Regions from separate parts of the Homo sapiens genome. Here regions 1 and 2 are each linked to region 3. A link is a contact called in ENCODE Hi-C or POLR2A ChIA-PET data. All regions are on one chromosome and are shown on one strand. Each heading gives the region's core, a stretch centred on a gene start or an enhancer-like site at or near the end of the contact. The rest is flanking DNA. Distances are from core to core; before and after follow the strand shown. Region 1 has its middle 100 kb from the start of PTGER4. Region 2 has its middle 170 kb from the start of LINC00604. Region 3 has its middle 190 kb from the start of LINC02104.

Region 1 (4,728 bases), core at 449-2,948, 860 kb before region 3:
GCTTATGTAAACATTTCGAAAACAATGTCTATTTTTTATCTTATGCTGTTTCAGTTGTGTAACATTTGCAAATCTTTCCAAAGACAACTATATTCTAAATATGCCTTTTTTGAGCTTCATGTTTTAATTATAGTTTTTGGGTATTAAGTGATGAGATTTATATTCATCCTATTCAGGGTTTTATAAATTAGAATAGTGGTTCTCAAATGTAGTTTGGGCAGATATGGGATGGTGGTTGGTAGTGGTTTCAAAGGAATTGCAATTTCATATGCGTATCCAAACATTTTCTTTGGTGGAATAAAATATAATGACTTATATTCATAAATACACACATACAAAAATATGTAGATGCTGAGATTAATAAAATGAAAATTAATTAAAAAGAATTATCTAACTTATGAATGCTTCTTATCCTATTGTATTTTCTCAATCAATAATTACTAAATGCTTAGTTACCACCACCTGTGTTCTCAAATATTTTTGATGTTAAAAAAGATTTTCTTAGAAAGACTAGAAGCCACTAACTTAAATCATGTCTTTTAATAGGTTTTGTTATTTCTTCATGAAAATTCCAAATCTGATTTTTCTTTGCTGCTGGAACGTGCTTCCCATTTGCTTGAGCATTTTAGTTTCTGTCTTCTATACTTTTTTCAATAATGTTTTTCCTTAGGAGTTGTTATAAAAAGTCACAGAATATTTTTTGTTGTTATGCAGGGGTGAGATAGTAATGTGCTGTTCTGTTTCTACCACATTTTGCTGACTATACTAAGTACTTTCTAGGTTGTTCTGGTCATAGCTACTTGCTGGTCCTATCTTTTAGGAAACTGAAGTTACGATTCTTTCTATGAATTGGCTTTTTGTAGTTTTTTGAAGCAAGAGATGACTTCCTGCAATGTTGCCTGGCCTAATTGCTTACACTTTCACTCCTCTCTGGATCTCCCCTTCTGCCCCAAAATAGAAACATTAAGCTATCATCACGTCTGTCCATTCCTTTCTTCTCCTCCTCCTCCTCTTCCTCCTCCTCCTTCTTTTAAATCAACCTCTCCCCCTATATTGGTTCTTTCCCCTATTAGCATCTTTCAGTTCTCCCCACTTCAAAGTAAAACCTTCTCACAACTCTAGTTACCCCTCTCCCTTTTCACTATTTATCGGCACTTCTTGAATTCCTGCTTACTTTATTTATTTTTTATTTTACTTTAAGTTCTGGGATACGTGTGAAGAATGTGCAGGTGTGTTACATAGGTATATATGTGCCATGGTGGTTTGCTGCACCCATTAACCTGCCATCTAGATTTTAAGCCCTGCGTGCATTAGGTATTTGTCCTAATGCTCTCCCTCTCCTTGCCCCCCACCCCCTGACAGGCCTCTGTGTGTGATGTTCCCCTCCCTGTGTTTACTTTCAACACTTTCTCACCTCCCATTCATTCCTTAGCATGTGACCATCTGGCTTTTGCCTTTGTTATTTGTCAGAAATGACTCAAGCGTAGGTAAAAATGGAATATACTAAAAATCTCACAGACACTTTTAGTTCTGATATTAGTTTGCTCTCTGTAGCATGTGAACTACTCACACTGCTTGGATGGGGCTGTGCTGTGCAGGCCTCCACGGCTTTGCGTAGGCTGTTTCTTCATCCTGGTGTGCTCATTTCCTTGTATATCACTGGCTAACTGCTATGTTTCCTTGATGATTCAGTTTAAATAAGTGTCACTAATTTGAGAAGCCATCCCCACGCTCCCTCTTAGCTTCAGGCTGTTAAGGGATCCTAGAGAACCCTGTATGTATGCTCTCATGTAACACATTCTATTAAAAATGTTCAATGTTAATTTTGACTTTGAATAAACGTTCTGTGTTCATTATATATAAATCAGAAAATTCTATGAACATTAAAAAAAAAAGGCTCCAATAACCTTATAACCCAGAGAAAACCACTACTAGTATTTTGGATTTTATCCGTCCAATGCATGCACATACACACATGTTGATGTAGCCTGTTTTAAAAAAAATCTTAATAATGTATCCCAAATATTGTTCCCTCATCTGCATCACCATTTTCAAGGCCTTGGTCTATTCACTTTCGATGCCTTCTAATTTATTTAAACCATTCCCTTTTCATGGATATTTACTTTGCTCCCTCTCTCTTGCTTTATTTAACAAACTACAATAAATGTCTTGTACCACCATCTTTGTACCTTGTCCCATTACATCCTAATAATAAATTTTAAGCAGGGGATTTGTCTGCGCAAGAGATATTTACAGTCTTAGAACTTCTGACATATTTACCCATATTAACTTTTAGAAAAAATGTTACCTTAGTTTACGAGGGTGACTGACCACATACTGTTGTAATTGCTGGCTTGTTTGCTTACCCTTCTCCCTAAATTTTTGGTACTTGAGTGTCTTTTCATGGAGATTTCCCCAGAATGTCTGCTATACTAAAGGTACTCAGTAATTATTTTTTAAAGGAATCAATCTATATTTTTTGTGAGGAGTTTCTTTCTGTGTTTTTCAAAGAAGAGTATTCACGCTGGCTTTGAAAAAACTTTTCCAAAAATAAATAGATTAGGATACATCTATGAGTGGATCACATTGCAGCCATTGCAAATGTTCATGTAGAAGTATGACAGTTGTTTACAATATGGTGTTGCCCCAAAAGAATAGGCTATAAAACAATATGTATAGTATCATTCCATTTTATGCATAAATTATATGCATAAAATTATATGCTTATAAATTGTACCTGTATGCATAAATTACATTTACAAAATGGAAATTGGGATGTACCATGTTTTATTATGTGTATTAAAGGAATTCCCAGTAATCTTTTATAACACATACACGAACAGTTTAAATTGTTATTTAAATTAGTATTAGATAACAGTTAAACTGTTATTTAAATTGGTTATAAAATTGATATTTTCCCAATCGTCTCTTCTTTTCTCTTCACTAAGAGATACAAGAAAGACAAGGGTTATAATTCTAGTTCAGCTAATATGATATAGAATTATTTGTCCAGTTTTCTTGCATAGGTTCTCTAACCATATAATAGGAGTAATAATGCCCATCTGTATCCTCTTGCAAAAGATGTCATGAAATAATAGAGATTACTTGGTGTTCTTGTGGAGAAAATTGGAGTAGAGATCCTGGGTGTTTTTATTTATTATTAATATCACCCCACACCTCCTGCCATGTTTTGAAATGACTCAGGATCTTAATGGTGTGACAAGGGAGTACTTGGGAGAAAGGGAAGGAATCTGATGAAATATAACTCAATATCATAGGTAAAATAGTTATTTTTTTATCACTTTGCAAGCCAACAGCATTTTATTCCTTATCATCCATCATGATGTAATGATACTCCTGTGTCTTCTGTACTTTCCTGTCTTCCTTTTGGGTAATTTTGGCTGTTTAAAATTTTAAAAAACAGTCTTCCTTTTGACTGGGTTAAGAGAGAAATTTTGCAAGGTTAAGTCTGTGTACTTTTGTTTACCACCCCTTTATCATCATTAAATCAAAAGGAAAAACTTCCTAAATATTTAAGGTAAAACTTATTTCTGTTTTTCATTTTGTCCATAATACATTTTTGCCTTTCCTTAAAAAAGCATCAGAATTGAAAAGATGGAAAATTCTATCATAATTATTAGATAAATCACTTTTCAGGAAGGATTCCTAATAATTGTTTCAGATTGCTGGCTTAAGGGAATATTTTCTATTTATTAAATGTTAAAGTGATAAATTATAATTTTTATTTTACTGTATACCTTTTAACTTTTAAGGAACAGTCTCATCCATAGCCACAGAAGGGATGAGATAATCCTATTATGCAATATAATGATAATAATAACTATTAATTATTGAGAGCTTACAGTGTTCCCCAAACTGTTCAATGTGCTTTACGTATGTTACCTTGTTTATTATTATTGTTATTGTTTCCTATCTGGTAGTATTATTTTATAATTTCATGGGTTTTCTAGCTTTCTCATATGGTCCACGCTTCCTGAAATTGGGATTCATTTATAGGTGCTCTGCCAAATACTGTATATGGTGACAAAGAGTGAAACAGCAGCAGAAGTTGAAGTGGAAGCTGACAGTGGCAGATCTAGCCTTGTGAGTAAGGTGACATATACTTTATTGCTCAAATCAGGATAGTTTCAACAATAAAGGGAGCTAACTGTGCAGTATGCTGGGACCAAGTGCATACACTGGGACTTCCTGGGCTGAACTATGACATGTGATCACTTTACTTAAAAAGGGGCAGAGTAGGCAGCTGCAGGCACCATGGCTTGGGCATAGGAAGGTCTGCCCTGGAATACGACTATCTCCAATTATAAGTTCGTCCCTAGAGAGATTTATGGTCTAGGTCTCTTAACCCATATGTTAAAACCTTGTATTCATTGGTCTTTTTAGTTGCACGATACTTTGTAATCTCCCCACCTTAAGGAAAAAGAGGAATTTTTGAGTCACTGGTAGAACCCAAGGAACATTGCCTTGCTTCAGGAACAGAGCCTTAGATGTTGTCACAGCCCTCTTTCTCCAGATTCTGTTCTCCTCTATGCTCCTGAGGATGCTGGCTCTTGCTGATTTGCAGATTGCTGCCTCTGCTTCTCCAGTTCAAAGGCGGGAAATGGCTGCTGACAGTTCATGAATCTTACATTTAACAGTTACAGCAGCCAAAGGGAAATGGCCTCAATTCATGCTGCTTCATGTCCAGAGGTCCTCAAATTGATGAGT
Region 2 (5,038 bases), core at 481-2,980, 700 kb before region 3:
GTATGGACTTGCCTTGAACCAATGGTTTTTGTATTAGTTTTTAATTGCTACTATAACAATTACCACAAACTTAGTAGCTAAAGCAACACAAATTTATAGTCTTACAGTTCTGCAGGTAGGAAGTCTGATACAGGTCTTACTGGGCTAAACTCAAAGCATCAGCAGGGCTGTGTACATTTCTGGAAGCTCTAGGGGAGAATCCTCTTCTTTGCTTTTTCCAACTTTTAGAGGCTGCCCACATTCCTTTCCTCATGGTCCCCTTTCTCCATCTTCAAAGCCAGCAATGGCTGGTTGAGTTCTGTTCACATGGTATCACTTTGATCTTCTCTTCTGTCTTTCTCTTCCACTTTTAAGAACCCTTGTGATTATGTTGTGCCCACTCAGATAATGGAGGATGATCTCTCTATTCTAAAGTCAGCTTATTAGAAACCTCAATTCCATCTTGGTTCCCTTTTTCCATGTAACCCAACATATTCATAGGTTCCAGGGAGTAGGATATGAATATAAGTATTTTGGGGAGTCTTTACTTGCCTACCACAGTTTCCTAAAGAGTAAGGTGACTGGGGAAAAGAGGCATGTTTCAGCACATAGGGCTTATTCATTGAAGACTGGATGTTTGACTTGGAAGGAAAGCTTCCTTCCACTTGGCCAGTGAGATGCCTTTGGCAGTCACGCACACTGGCAGAGCACTAGTAGTGGAAGAGCTGTTAGCTGGCTAGCAGATAGGAGGGGAAGAGGCTGTGTCATACCTGGAAAGCCTGAAGTATCCTTGTTGCCTGAGGACAACTTGATTAAGCTGTTTCTAATGTTTGTAGAGAAGGAAGGTACTAAAGGTTTTTCCCTTAGCGAGGGAAAAGCCAAGCTGCTCCTCAGGTCAGGCATGGAGGGATGAGTGGAGAGGACCTCCTGTAGAGTTGGAATCTCAGTTAAAAGAGGTGGAAATATGAGCCAAATATATCTTTGATTGAAACAGAAACTCCCTTTCTTTCCTTTTCCCTTCCCCACCCTCACTTCCTTCCTTCTAGCTGCCAAATTTGTGCTGTTGCTGTGGTTTGGGAAGCTATGATTACATAAGCACTGCTCTTGTCTAAACAGGCTGTGTCCATAGTGTGAAAGCTAGGCTCATTCATATAGAAAACAACACTAAAGATAACAGCAAAACTTGACATCCACATTCGAAATTTTAAACTTATATTCTTTTAATGAGAGCGAAAGCAGTAATTAAAAAGGGCATGATTGGGGAGTGGGGGAGGTGTACAAAATTTACTTTAAAAATGGTACTGTTGACTGTTGGAGGCTTCTGATTTTTTTACGTTAAGCAAAATGGAAATAGTTGATTGAGACCCTAGAGAAGAATCATGTGATCTGAGTGAAAAGAAATCCACAGCGATTAGTCATCCAGTTGATGTCAAATAAATCACACAAAATGTTGCCTGTATATCGTGAAATGACTTTCTATTTTTTCCCCAGAGCAGACTACTCTTATCTTAGGTTGGTTTCCATGCATACCTAATTCCTGTTGTTTGGTGTCTGTGTGGACAGAATGATTGAAACAGCTGTGGACTTGCCTGACACTAAGTCATCAGCTATTGGAAAGAGTGCTTTGAACAAAGACATCATGCGCTGCCTGAAGGGAAGAGGAAGCCACAAACAGCATCAGAACATGAAGAAAATGTAGGTCACGGCTGCTACCCTGGTGATAGGGAGTACACTTTTATACCTTCATGACGTTGAAAGCATGAGAAGGATGCAGGGGGAATATACACCAGGAGACACATCATCTCTGAATACAAAGCGTAGAAATGTGTGTGTCTCAGACTTCCTTTTTCTTCTGAGTTAGCTCATTTAAGCAATCATATAATCGTACTTGGCGGATGGTGTGGGGCAGGGTGCATGTTTGTGCACTGTTACTGTGGAGATCTATTGCATATATTTTTAATTTTTACAATAGTTTTTGAAGGCTCTTTATATAAAAACAAAGCAAATACAAAACATTAATATACAAAGCATCAAGTCTTTAGCAAGTCTTTTGCCAAAATGAGCTTATTTCAGCATAAAGTGGAATAGCAAAATTTAAAGGAAGGGTAGGTGGCAACCTGATGAACTCCTTTCAATAAAAAGGATGTCCTAAATTTTCTTCTGTATTCATTTCTGTGCTTCCAATTTACTTGGCTCTAGATGTCTTAAATATGCTCCATGAACAGCTTTACTCGAAGGCACTAGGAATTTACAAAGGGGGAAAATTTTTAAAAAATATTGTCACACTGTTCTTTCTCCATGAAGTCCCACTTTCGCTCTTTGAGTGCTTCTTGCTGAATGTTTGCACAACATCCGGCTGCCTTTGCAGACGTGCCCTCCCACTCATCTCTATGGTTCCTTCTCTCCTTCCTTGGGCTGAGTCCTCCCCTCCTCTGGGGTCTTGATGCTTCCCAGAGCTCCTCCCTGGTAAAACTCTAAGCTGCTCTTGCAGGCTATAAGTTCATGCCCTTCCTTATGCATGGAGAATACTGGAAATAGAAGGCAGGTTATTTGTATCCATGACAATCCAGAACATTAAATTCGTCTGATAATGCTCTTTAACTTTTTGCAAGTTCTACCTGCTTTAGGCCCATCTGATAAGAATTTTAAAAAGAGGTTGGCAAACTATACCTGAGGATCAAATTCAGCCCACTGCCTCTTGTACAGCCTGTGTATTAAAGACCAATTTTATATTTTCAAATTGTTGAAAACAATTAAAAGAAGAATAATATTTCAAGACACATGAAAATCATGTGAAATTCCAATTTTGGCATCCACAAATAAAGTTTTATTGGGATTCCATTGCTTTCATTTGTTTATGTATTGTCTAAAATGTTGTTTTTGCACTACACTGGCAGAGTTGGCCTACAAAGCTGAAACATTCACTCTCTGGCTCTTTACAGAAAAAGTTTGTCAACCTCTGATTTAAACCAATTTTAAAATTTACATATTAATTTGCTAATGGTACACAAGAGAGAAAAATTTCCCAGGGCAGAAATTATATTTTTATCATTATTAAAACCTTAGTGGTTAACACAGTGATGTACTTGTAGCAGTTACTCAGTAGATATTTGTTGGAGAGATTTACAATGATCCAGCTTCTATGCAGCCTTTGGAAGAATATCTGTTTGGGGAAGCTTTGCCAGCAGGCAAGAGATTCATGTCTTTTCTCCTTAGCTTTTCTCTTCTCTGTATACATGTTGTGGAACATACACACCTAGAATGTAATCTTCTTTTTAACTGACCACAAAAATTTGGAATTTATCACACTTTCCACAATTGGAGATTTTATTCTAAAAATTATGTACTCTACTCAGAGGCTGTGTACTGGTTATCTATTACTGCATGCAAGTTACCCCAAACCCAGTGATTTAAAATAATAACCATTTTAATAAATTATTTATTTATATGACATACTTTTGTGGATTAGGAATTCAGGCAGGGCTTAGCTGGGGATTCTTCTGCTCCACACGGTTTCACTGGCATTACTGGAGAAGTATTCAGCCGGTGCCCAGGCTGCTCTGGAGGGTTCTGTGCCTGCTGCCTTGATGGGGATGGTGGGAAAGGGGGCTCAGCTGGCCCCTTCTCCATATAGTCTCAGGGCCTCTCCGTATGATCTCTTGAGCAAGGCAGTCAGAGCTGTGGCGGCTCAAAGCTCCCAGAGACCAAGGTGGAGACTGCCAGTTCTCTTAGAGTTAACGCCCAGAGGGCAGAGTGTCATTTCGGCCACACTGCATGCATCAAAGCAGTTACAAGCAAGCTCAGATTCAAAAGGAGGGGAAATAGACCCCATCTCTCAAAAGGAAGAGTGTTAAAGAATTTGTGGCCATCTTTAATCTGCCATAGGGCGCTTCTAGTTTGATTTTTAACTTCACTTATTTCCGTTATGTAGGACAGCCTCCTTTGTCCTTCTAACATATTATCTTTCTTAAACTGTCTTTTATGTTCTCATTTCTGAGCCCTGGAATTGTCAGGTGTCTAGACAAAGAGAGGACCAGCTCAGACTGGGCAGGGTTATGAGGGAATAGCCAAAGGACACTGGGTACCTTTTTCAGAAAGTGATTCTTCCCCAAAACAGTCTACTTCACCTCCTAAAATACTTAAAAGAGAAGCTAGGAGGCCTGCAGGCCCACCCTGAACCCCAGCTCTCCGGGAGAGAAGTTCTAAACTACATTCCTATATACTATACTTAAGGACATCTTACATAATATCATTTGGAAGATATACTTTTTTTTTTCTTTGAGGCAAGGTCTCACTCTGTCACCTAGGCCAGAGTACAGTGGTACAATCATGGCTCACTGCAGCCTTGGCCTCCTGGGCTCAAGTGATCCTCCCACCTCAGTCTCCCGAGTAGCTGGGACTACAGGTACCTGCCACCATGCTCAACTAATTTTTCTATTTTTTGTAGAGTGGGGTTCCACCCTGTTGCCCAGGCTGGTTTTGAACTCCTGGGCTCAAACAGTCTGCCCTTCTTAGCCTCCCAAACTGCTGGGATTACAGGTGTGAGCCACCACACCTGGCCTAATTTATTTTTTTCATTCATTGGAAAGAAGAATCAGCCCTGTCTTTCACTGTGTAGAAATAGCTAAAGAAAACACAAGCTAAGATAATGTCAGTTTAGGGCCTGGTTTATAGAATTTTTTGGAGAAAATCTAGTCACTTGTAACACACAAGAAGAACACAAATGATAAGCACACAGGATATAGATATTTAAATACATCAACATTTTATGGACAGGTAAGGTGTTCCAAACACTATAATATTTCTTCATCATCTGGGGCACTCCTTCTGCTGTGGTTTGATGACCAGAGAGGTCAGCAAGGTTATAGCCATATGTAGATTCACCAGCTGAAAGAGAAATCCAGACCCTTCTGCTGCCTTGCATCTGGTTTTGTAATTGTATTTCCTTTTCTTTCAGCTCTAGGCCTTGACCTGCCATAACAGTTGCTTTCTCTTTGTGCCCCGAGGGGAACTTGTTTTCTTCTCCCACAGCTAATGCCTGATAGCCTCCTTGTACATT
Region 3 (4,546 bases), core at 605-3,104:
CTATCCCATATATCGTAGGTCAAAGTACATATTTCCCATATAGATTTCCAGTTGACCTAGATCTTTCTAACTCGCAGAACTGCGACAATGCTTTTGTCACATATCATCTCATATATCATGTATGGAACTGTCTCTGGGCTCTATATTTTAGTTCATTGGTATGATTGTGCTTGTACTAATCTTACATTGTCTTAATTGCTGTGCTTTTGTAACAGGTCTTTACATCTGGTACTGTATAGCTTTCATTTGTTCTCTTTTGAGATTACCATAAGTATACTGGATCTGCATTATAGAAAGTGCACAAATTTTCAAAAAAAGATGGAATTTTGATTGAGATTGTATTCAAGCCATAGATCAATTTTGGAAAAATTGACATAAAAAAGATTGAGTTCCAAATTTTCCTTCCATCCTGTAGGTTGCCTTCCATCCTGTAGGTTGCCTTAAACACAGCCTTAGCTGCATTCCATATGTTTTAAAATATATGTGAATAACCTTTTCTTTATTGGAAACCCCTTTCAGTGGTTCAAATATCCTGCAAGTAGATATATAGTTAATAATTGCCTACTACGAGTGAAGCACAAGGTCCAAGATTGAATAATTTTAAATGATATTTTGGAAGAATATGGAGAGGAGATATTAGAGAGGAGTATAAAAGAGCTAACTTTTCATCTTATTTACTAGGAAGACAACAGATGACATTTAAGACAAAAAATAAGGAAATATTAGGATAAACATGATATTTTCAAATACATAGGTAAATACCAGAAAATAAGAAACTTTTAAAAAGCTAAAATTGACTAGCCCAGGTAAACAGAAATAGTGAGTACCAAAAAGTGAGTCAGAGGGCTTTTTTTCCTACTGCATAACTCTAATTTTTTAGTTCCATACATGTAGTTGTTTGACAATAAACATCATTTTTATTTAATTTATTAAAAAGACTTTTAAAGAAGATAGAATTTTGTGAAAGATTTGATATTTTCCTTGAAGAACACAATGTTTTAAGCCTAAAATATAGCTAAAATACATTTATGCCACAACATTTCCTTAAGGAAATTGTGTTTCTCAGAAAACACTGAAATGTCTAATTTCTTCTCACACCTGATTTGTTAACGACTAGTTGCAATATAACATTATACTCAAATTCTAAGTTGTCCAAACAAGCACAAGTCTGAAGTCTAAAATTAGCTACTATCTATTGGATTGTGGCCCAGGTAAATTCGTTTGTTCAGTGAAGCAAAAATACTATACATGTGGAATAGTTTAAATATTATTTTTTAAATGTATTATTATTCTTGTATGTATTTGGCTTATGTTTCAAAAGGAAATAAAGCATAGAAAAATGCACAGTTCACTACTGCCCTCTGCTGCATGGAAAGGTGAAGAGAAAAGTGCTAAGAGAAGACCTGCTACCTGGCCTGCAGTGATCTGATTTGGGAATTCAAGCCATGTCATGTCTTCTAGTAAAATGACTCCACCAGCCATTCTCTCTGTAAAATATGCTGACTGAGAGTCCTTGCAAAATGGACCTTGGATTAAACTGCTAGTATTTTTAGAACACCTTCAGATTTTGAGAGAAAAGAGAGTCATTTAAGAAAATAATTCATCAGACAAGATGTTCATGAAGCAGCTACTATTTCAGAGACAGCTCGGGAAGAAAAGTATCTTATTACTACTAGGTCAGTATGGCCAGTCAATGATAAAATCCTATTGTTATAAACTGACATAAGCCAATTTGATCCTTTAGAAGCTATGAAGTCTTTTTTCAGTATGTGTTAAAAGACTCCAGCTATGGGAAGGGAAGACTACATCCCTCTCATTAACAGGCAGCCTGCTGCAATAGGAGCAAATCTTTAACCGTTTTCTGCCAAACATAATGTTTATTGGCAAACAGGAAGAAGAAGTTATCCAACCTAGTCATGCAAGCTGGGAGGTTTCTCTGTCCTCAGGCACTCCCACAAGCAAATGTCAATGCCAATCTTTCAGCAGAATTGGCCAACTCTCTTGTGAGGCCACAAAATGACTCCTCTGTGAAATAAAGTAGGATAGTGGTGGGGGGAGTGGGAGGCAGAACCAAATATAGCATCTACTCTGAAAGACAAAAATATTTTCTTACATTGACAAAGTAATATTATCTTACATAATAAAACTAAAAATTATTTCTGAGTGTTATCTCACTCCTGATTCTTTTAAAATCCTTTGCAACATTTAAACTGTGTCCCTTAATGCCTTTCTGGTGATGACGTCACTTGCTGGATGGTCTTCTACCAGCAGGGATTTCCCACATTGGTTGGGAATATATTCTTGGGTCCTTTATTTTGAGGCTGATGAAATGATCTCATTTTTTTTGTCAGGTAAGGTGACAAATTTCTCTGTGATAGGAGTGGGGATACTGGACAAAACAGAGCTTTGGTTTTGAGCACTTTTTCAGATATCTGTTGGTCATTTGCATGTGACCTTTAAAAAAAGGTTTATTCAGGCCCTTCACCCACATTTTTATTTAGGTGCTTGTGTTTGTTCGCATGTTTTTCTATTGATTTTCGTGACTTCCTTACGTATTTCGGCTATTAGTCATGTATTGTATATATGGTTTGTAAATATTTTCTTCCATCCTGTAGGTTGCCTTTTCATTTTGTTGTTTGTTTCCTGTGCTGTGCAAACACTTTGTAGTTTGATGTAGACCCACTTGTTTATATTTGTTTTTCATTACCTATGCTTTGAGGGTCATATTCATAAAATCATTGTCAAGACTAATGTCATGAAGCTTTTCTTGTGTTTTCCTCTAGGATATTTACGACTTCAGATATTATGTATGTATAAGGCTATTTTGAGTTGAACTTTGTGTATTGTGTAAGATAAGAATCCAATTTTATTCTCTTGCATATGGTTATCTGGTTTTCCAAGCACCATTTACTGAAGAGACTATGCTTTCCCCTTGTGTATCCTTAGTACTTTTGTACCCATGCATGGCTTTATTTCTGAACTCTCCATTCTATTCTGTTGGTTTATGTGTTGGTTTTTGTGACAGTAACATACAGTTTTGATTACTGTAGCTTTATAATGTATGAAAAAGTGCTGTGCTCAACATCATTAATCATCAGGAAAATGCAAATCAAAACCACAATGAGGCATCACCTCACACTTCTTAGGATGGCTATTATCAAAAAGCCAAATGACAAGTGTTGGCAAGAATGTGGAGAAAAGAAACCCTTATACTGTTGATAGGATTCTAAATTGCTATAGCTATTATAAAAAAGAGTATACAGGTTCCTCAAAAAATTAAAAATAGAGCTACAATATGATCCAGCAATCCCACCTCACTGCTGAGTATGTATCCAAAGGAATTAAAAACAGTTCTTGAAAATATATCTTCACTTCTATTTTCACTGCAGTTTATTCACAATAGCCAAAAGGGAAACAACTTGTGTCCATTGATGAATGAATGGATAAAGAAAAAATGGTGTGTGTGTATTTATATTTATGTTTATATACAATGAAATATTATTCAACCTTAAAAGAGAAGGAAATCCTGCCATGGATGAACTTAGAGGACATTATCCTAAGTGAAATAAGCCAGACACTGCAAGACAAATACCACATGATCTCACTTACATGTGGAATCTGAAGAGAAACTCATAGAAACAGAGACTGGAGATGGTTGCCAAGGGCTGGGGGATTAGGGAAAGGGGGGATTGGTCAAAGAGTACAAGCTTTCAGTATAAGATGAATAAATTCTGGAGATCAAATGTACAGCATGGTAACTATAGTTAATAATAATAATAATAATAATAATAATAATAATATTAGTCTGGTGCAGAAGTAATTGCAGTTTGCCATTACTTTCAGTGGCAACATTAGATACTTGAAATTTGGTAAAAATAGATCTTAAAGGTTCTCAGCACTACAAACAAAAAAATATAACTCTGTGGAGTGATGAATATGTTAGCTTGATTGTGGTAATCACTTTACAGTGTGTATGTATATTAAAATATCACCTTGTACACTTTAAATTTATACAATTTTTATTTCTCAATTATATTTCAATAAAGCTGAGATAAAACCACAACAAAACAAACAGAGCTCTGGGAATTACAGATTCTACTATCCTGGATTCTTACATTTTATTCCTGCAATGTGATGGTCCAAAGTGGCTGAGGACAGAGATCAGTGACTTCCTTGAGTTTACAAAAAATAAGATGTATTATGGTTTTGTGTCTCCTTTCCAATAATTATTTGATATTTGACAGATACGGGTTTCGACTTGCTTTTACTACAGCGTCCCTCTGGTAAAGTGTCTATGAAGAAGCTTCTAAAAGCTGGAGGGATTGATACCTGTTCCCTCCAAAAGAAAAACCCTGATGACTTATAATGGTTGTCCTTGCTTAAAAGGACAAATGCATTATTATTATTAATAGATGATGTGAGTGATTTCAAAAGATATTGGAGCTATTGTGAACAATAACAGCAAACTTGGAATATTCTTGTAAGATAACCAGAAGGTAAAGTACAACTACAAAGCAATACATCAAAAACAATATATCTAACTATG

The links. Hi-C counts contacts between places; a loop is a spot of excess contacts on that map. ChIA-PET counts read pairs that join two places held with the same protein, here RNA polymerase II (POLR2A). Pooled maps may share reads with other maps.
Region 1: a loop to region 3 is called in a map of PC-3, with 3 times the contacts of the local background. The contact joins two enhancer-like sites. A Hi-C loop is called at or near these places in 1 of 168 maps with a recorded cell type or tissue (PC-3), 1 of 37 single-sample maps with no recorded cell type and 2 of 50 pooled maps.
Region 2: a loop to region 3 is called in a map of PC-3, with 3 times the contacts of the local background. The contact joins two enhancer-like sites. A Hi-C loop is called at or near these places in 2 of 168 maps with a recorded cell type or tissue (PC-3 and endothelial cell of umbilical vein). POLR2A ChIA-PET finds 5 or more read pairs at or near these places in 1 of 52 experiments (H1).

What each region holds. Positions count from the first base shown.
Region 1 is chr5:40,575,526-40,580,253 of GRCh38, reverse strand. No RefSeq gene overlaps it. Among named protein-coding and RNA genes, the nearest start is that of PTGER4, 100 kb to the left of the region's middle. RefSeq lists an enhancer at 1,528-1,687. Within about 2 kb of position 1,698, at least 4 of the 41 ENCODE cell types and tissues checked have a DNase peak (open chromatin) inside an H3K27ac peak, as active enhancers do; they include PC-3, where a contact is called at or near this core.
Region 2 is chr5:40,407,108-40,412,145 of GRCh38, reverse strand. No RefSeq gene overlaps it. Among named protein-coding and RNA genes, the nearest start is that of LINC00604, 170 kb to the right of the region's middle. Within about 2 kb of position 1,730, at least 13 of the 41 ENCODE cell types and tissues checked have a DNase peak (open chromatin) inside an H3K27ac peak, as active enhancers do; they include PC-3, where a contact is called at or near this core.
Region 3 is chr5:39,711,104-39,715,649 of GRCh38, reverse strand. No RefSeq gene overlaps it. Among named protein-coding and RNA genes, the nearest start is that of LINC02104, 190 kb to the right of the region's middle. Within about 2 kb of position 1,854, at least 3 of the 41 ENCODE cell types and tissues checked have a DNase peak (open chromatin) inside an H3K27ac peak, as active enhancers do; they include PC-3, where a contact is called at or near this core.